Linked DNA regions of Mus musculus: region 1 is linked to region 2. Evidence: chromatin loops called from intact Hi-C (ENCODE). Cell type or tissue: left cerebral cortex. All regions are shown on one strand. Each heading gives the region's core, and the rest is flanking DNA. Links, peaks and the distances in the headings are about the cores only.

Region 1 (2,915 bases), core at 207-2,706, 1.7 Mb after region 2:
GTACAAAGTATCATGGCTCAGGTGTGCTTTAATCCAGATCTTGGCCTGGAGGTTGGGTCACAGACGTTTGGTTATCTTTACGTGCTTTAGTGTAAATTGTTACAGAGCAGTTCTGTTTTCAATGTTACCTGGAATGTCATTTAAGCACTTACTAATCCTTGTGGTCTTCTAAGACATTTCTTGTTCATTCAGGCACTGGGAGTCAGGAAATCCTTAGACACAAGGCTCAGCCTCATGAGTATAATAACTAGTTGTCTGTCCATACTATTCATGAAGACTTTCTCTTTATCTGTGCCTGACCTGGTTGGGGCAACCTGACTTTGGGCTGTGTATGGGAGCTACCATATTTCCCCCATTTTCTTACCTGATTTTTCTTGTCCATACTGAAAGCAGAGTTCTGAGGATTTCTGTTCCTGCTCGGTAACCCAGAAAACTGACCGCAAGGGTTTTCACAAAGAACCCTCAAAGGCCACCCCAGTGTCTCACAGAGAAGTCCTAAAGATGTTGACCTGTTAGATAAAGCCCAAGAAAATCACCTGCTGGGTAACCCTTGCCTGCTAGCCCCCAGCACACAGTAAGATCTTCCACTAGGTTTAAGAATAATTTCTCTTCAATTGAAGATAGCCAAGGGTCCTGAGTCCCAGAGAAAATGTCTTCAGAATGATCAAGCCCTAAACAGAAACCTGGGATGGGGGAAGCTTCCCAGAGTCAATGCCTGTGACCTTAGCTGAGATGCCTAACAGTTCTTGGAAAGCCAAGAACATATAGCAAGAAGATGCTTAAAAGACCCACTGGTATTTCCAAATAATCTCAAGGCAACCTCAAGATATCTTCTTATCCATAAAACAAGAAGACAGTGTCAAGAGAGGGTGTGTTCCTGAAAACCAAGCAGTTTATCACTATGAGATATTTAAATCTTGGGAAAGTTCAAAAAAATTCAAAAAAGGGGGGGAGAGATGGGGGGACATTCCAAGTTTAAAAGAAAAGCAATTATGGAAATATATAAGTAAGTTCAGAGAAGAATAGCAGAGCATTTACTTCTGAGAATGTCTTAGGATTAAAGAGAATGTAGTTAGAGATGAAGCAGGACCATAAAATTCTCAGAATAAAAACATAAATAAATAAAAGCCGACTCATTCCAGGAAACCCATATATAATGGCATTTTAGGATGCCTCTCACAGGGGTGTGGGGAAAACACGATGAGGGGTTTATGATCAATACACTGCAAACTGAACTTTAACTTACTGTGTATCAGCCCGCAAGTCCATTCCTCCCGTGCTGTGTATCTTTGTAAAAACGGTCCAAACACAGAGAGGTTCAAATATTGATACTTGCTTCATTTCCTCAGCTCTGCTTCATCAGGGTGATCTATGTTCTCCCCTAATTATTCCTTTGCTCCATTTCTTTTCCTTCAGCCCTACTTCTCTCACACAGACCACCACAGCAGCATCCAACCCAGCATCTCAGGTCCCCCTGGTCTTTTCCACTTGGAGATCTATTTGAATACATACAAAACCCTGTCAGTCCTGTGGCTATAACCCTCTAACCACTTTCCATTGTTCTTTTTAAACCATATATTTTATTTACCCTATTTTGTGTGTATGAGTATGTTGCTGGCATGTGTGTCTATGCAGCACATGAATGAATGCCTAGGGGTGCCTGCAAAGGCCAGAACAGGGTGCTACAACCTCTAGAACTGTAGTTGGGGGTGTTTGTGTACCACCATGTGGGTGCTGAGAACTGAATCTGAGTCCTTTACAGAAGCAACAAGAGCTCTTAACCACTGAACCATCTGCCCAGCCTCTTAACTTAATATTTTAGTGTTTGAAAATTCCACACACTTATTTAACATGCATTGATCCATCTATCACCGTTTCCATCCATCAATATTCATCTATCTATCATCCATCTATCTCTATCTCTATTTATCTTATATATCTATCTAATTTATCCATCCACCTGCCTATCCATCATTCATCCACCCATCCATTTCATCTATGCATACATTCATCTATCTGCTGCCGGTTATTAATACTATCCTTCCACTTCCAAGTCTATCAGTGACACCCCCATTGTGTGTACAGTATGTGTACAGAAGTGTGTGGCCATTTACTGGGTATGAGCAATCTTTTAGGAGACACATCCCCAAAGATTTTCCCTCAACAGCCATCAACAAAAAACAAACAAACAAACAAACAAACAAAACAAAAAATAGTAGCTTCTCTGTTAGGAGAGGGCCTTGAGATAGATAGATAGATAGATAGATAGATAGATAGATAGATAGATAGATAGATAGATAGATAGATAGATAGATGAATAGATGATAGATAGTGCTAAGCAGGTTTAGGATTGACATTTGAAGAAAATAAATGGACTCTGGATACTAGGGGTTGCCACCAGTGCCTGGCACTTAATCTCAGAATAATTAAGGAAGGTGAACAGTAGTCCCTAGTATAAACATGTCTTAAAGATTGTCATTCTCTAGTCATAAAACAAAACAGTTCTCCCTTTTTTCACTGGATGTGTTCCGCTTCAGTTCACTGATCCTTGGGGAAATGTGTGGACATACTTCAATAAATGCAAGACCTTACTACAAAGGTGGAGGCAGAGAAGACTGTTAGTGCTGACAAATTATACCTGGTACAAAGTGTTGAATGTGTAAAGAATTGAATCCAATCAAAAAAAAAGAAAACTTTTTTTGGTGTTTTGGTTTTTTCGAGACAGGGTTTCTCTGGATAGCCCTGGCTGTCCTGGAACTCACTTTGTAGACCAGGCTGGCCTCGAACTCAGAAATCCGCCTGCCTCTGCTTCCCGAGTGCTGGGATTAAAGGCGTGCATCACCACGCCCAGCTAGATTTATTTATTATTATATGTAAGTACACTGTGGCTGTCTTCAGACACACCAGAAGAGGGC
Region 2 (2,915 bases), core at 115-2,614:
TATAATATTTTTCGAGACAGGGCTTCTCCGTATAGCCCTGGCTGTCCTGGAACTCACTCTGTAGACCAGGCTGGCCTCAAACTCAGAGATCTGCCTGCCTCTGCCTCCTAAATGCTGGGATTAAAGGCATGCGCCACCACTCCCTGGCCCACTGAATTACAATCTTGATCCACAAGGGGAGGAAGGGAGGGAGAGAGAGGGGAAGTGGGGGGAGGAGAGAGAGAGAGAGAGAGAGAAGAGGGAGGCAGACAGATGCTGGACCATAACAACATTTCCAGCCCACCCCCTGCCCCCAATCAAGTCTCTGTAGGATTAGGTGTGTTCTCTCTCCTTGAGGCTAGACCAGGTGGCCCTGTTGGGGACCCACATAGAGACTGAGCTACATATGTTCCGGGGTGGGGGTGGGGGTGCTTTGGTCCAGCCTGCATAGGCTCTTTTGTTGGCTCAGACTGAGAGCTCCCAAGGGTCCAGGTTAATTGATTCTGTTGTCCTATCCCCTTCAGGGCCTTTAACCCTCCCACCCCCAACTCCACCGTAAGAGTCTATGGGGCCATTCTTTTTTTTTTTTTTTTTTTTTTGATGGGGGGAGGGTTCGAGACAGGGTTTCTCTGTATAGCCCTGGCTGTCCTGGAACTCACTTTGTAGACCAGGCTGGCCTTGAACTCAGAGATCTGCCTGCCTCTGCCTCCCAAGTGCTGGGACTAAAGGTGTGCACCACCCCCCCTCCCGCATATATTCAGTTTTAACAAGCAAGCAAATGAATAATCTAGCATCTCTATGCGTGTTGGCAAAGCCTGGGAATTGGACCATGTGAGGGCAAATAAGGGTCTCGTGGGGGTGCAGATCCTGTAAGCCATTCACTCTGGATCTTGCTTACACCCGCCATCTTTCAACTTCTATCTGAGCATCTGCATACAGTAGGCACTGGAAGCTTTTCTTGTTCATTCACCATCGGGTCATAATTCTCTGGGTAAAGAAAGTTTAAAAAAGACAACTTTCTTTAAAAAGTATTTTATTAATGTGAGTGTTTTGCCTCATGTCTGTACTCCATGTACCAGCCTGGTACCTATGGAGGTCAGAAGAGGGCACTGGATCTCCTGGGACTGGACTTAAAAACCGCTGGGAGCCACCATGTGCTCTTCTGCAAGAACAACAGGTGCTTTAAACCTCTGAGCCATCTCACCAGCCCTTTAAAAAGCCTTTTTTAAAAACAGGATTTATTTTATTCTAGGGCATGCTTTTGCCCGTGTATATGCATGGGCACCATGCGTGCAGGCTTGGTTCTGGAGGAGGTGACAGACATCAGTGTATCTGATCCCTTCTAACTGGAGTTAAGGATGGTTGTGATGTGGGTGCTGGGAACCAAACCTGAGTCTTCTGTAAGAGCAGCAGATGCTCTTAACTGCTGAGACATCTCTGAGTGTGTACCTTTAAGAATACTGTCAATCTATTTCTTTCACCTGCTTTCCTGGTACATGACCTTCTCCAAGCTATGGTCCATAGCGCCCTCTGGTGGTTGCTACCTGACAACACGAGGAACAGTTTCTGCTCAGGGTTCTTCAGGGACCAAACCTTCAAGCACTGCTCATTTCACTGTGAACGAAGGCCTAAAGAGGGTAGGAGTTGCACAAGATCTCACTGTAGATGTTTTAATCATGGTTCTACAGATGCTAAACAGCCCAGAAACACTTTGGCAAACAGGTTATTTGTGGCTAATGCGTGAGCTCTGTTTGCCCTCTGGAACTCTTTCTGGTCTAGTCTAGAAGGCTGAATGCCGAGTTCACCCCTGTGTTCCTCCAGACCTGAGCCCCTTTCTGTCTCGTGGCCTTTGCAGGGGCTGCTCTCTGCCCTCTTCTTGGCTTGGTCTGTCAGCCCTGAGGAGCATTTCTTGACAGTTTCACGATGGTTTCACCCCAGTTTCTAAGACAGCCAGCTTAGCTCTCCTTCTCAGCCCTTTGTAACTGCAGTCACCCTTGTTCTGGCCTGCCTTCCCCTGTAGAAATGGCAGCACCTCGATTCCATTCAGTACCCTGCAGGACATCTGGACGCTGGGCAGGCACTCAGTCTTCTGAGGACATGGACAGAAAGGCAGGTGACAAGGGACATGCCAGACACTGCTTTAGAGAAAGTCTGGAGGTTTATTGAACAACCACAGTCACAACTGAACAGGATAAGTCATTCCTTACAAGGCTCTCTCTTCCAGGAGAGGTGGGTGGTCTTGGGATCCGCCCCTCCCCCGCCCCCAGAACCCTGTCTCAGTGCCCAGCTTCCCTGCCTGCAGCCCCTGGACTCCCTGTCAGAGCTGAGTGGACCGCGTTAAGATCTTGAAACCTGGGATGTAGCTACCACTCTCACCTAATGGTGGCAGCAGGGCCCTGGCTCAGCATCAAAACCTTGAACCAAAATATGAGTAGGATTTGCCGGAGAAAGCCTCAGCGGCAAGTGCTGATGAATTCAGGGTGGAATTGCACTCTTTGTTCCTTTCACACTGCCTGACTTTAGACAAACAGGCTGCCCTGAGCACTGGATGCAGACAGTCTCCTCTGTGAGAAGTAGGGACTGCTGAAGCGAGGGGTCCACGCAGGGAGGAGCGTGACAGGAAGGACTGAAGGGGAGTCATGATGCTGACTTTGGAGATCCACTAGGCCGCCCATCAGAGCAGCTCACTGCCGCAACGCAAGATCTATCATTGCTGGCTGCTTTTAAAGCCAGAAGCTCTAGTTGGCAGGGCAGGGTAAGACAGCCTGCCTGCCACACAATGGCCTCATGGCAAGGACACTGCATTCCAAAATGTTTCTGGAATCTCCGGGGCGGAGGGGAGGCCGCCTTTCTAACCACATCTTGTTTTTGTAGTCTTAGCCTCTGAATAAAGCTTTGGAGGAAGAGGCCAGCCGCCCGGCCTGCTGCGTGGGCTG

What was found. A loop is a pair of places that touch in the nucleus more often than their neighbours do. Peaks named below come from ENCODE experiments on the same cell type or tissue, not always from the same donor. Only the 100,000 strongest peaks of a DNase experiment are listed, where the experiment ranks them.
Region 1: it touches region 2 in a loop (3-fold over the local background); 5 of 42 quality-filtered maps call a loop at or near these places.

What each region holds. Positions count from the first base shown.
Region 1 is chr11:56,123,549-56,126,463 of GRCm38, reverse strand. No RefSeq gene overlaps it. Among named protein-coding and RNA genes, the nearest start is that of Gm46260, 5.1 kb to the right of the region's middle. In left cerebral cortex, for the core only: no CTCF peak of the experiment used is centred there; no DNase peak of the experiment used is centred there.
Region 2 is chr11:57,786,705-57,789,619 of GRCm38, reverse strand. It overlaps Galnt10 (polypeptide N-acetylgalactosaminyltransferase 10), which reads right to left. Exons shown (of 12, transcript NM_134189.2): 12 at 2,119-2,915. Among named protein-coding and RNA genes, the nearest start is that of 2010001A14Rik, 13 kb to the left of the region's middle. In left cerebral cortex, for the core only: CTCF peaks have their summits at 1,509 (motif pointing left) and 2,365; DNase peaks (open chromatin) are centred at 1,509 and 2,387; H3K27ac peaks cover 148 bases.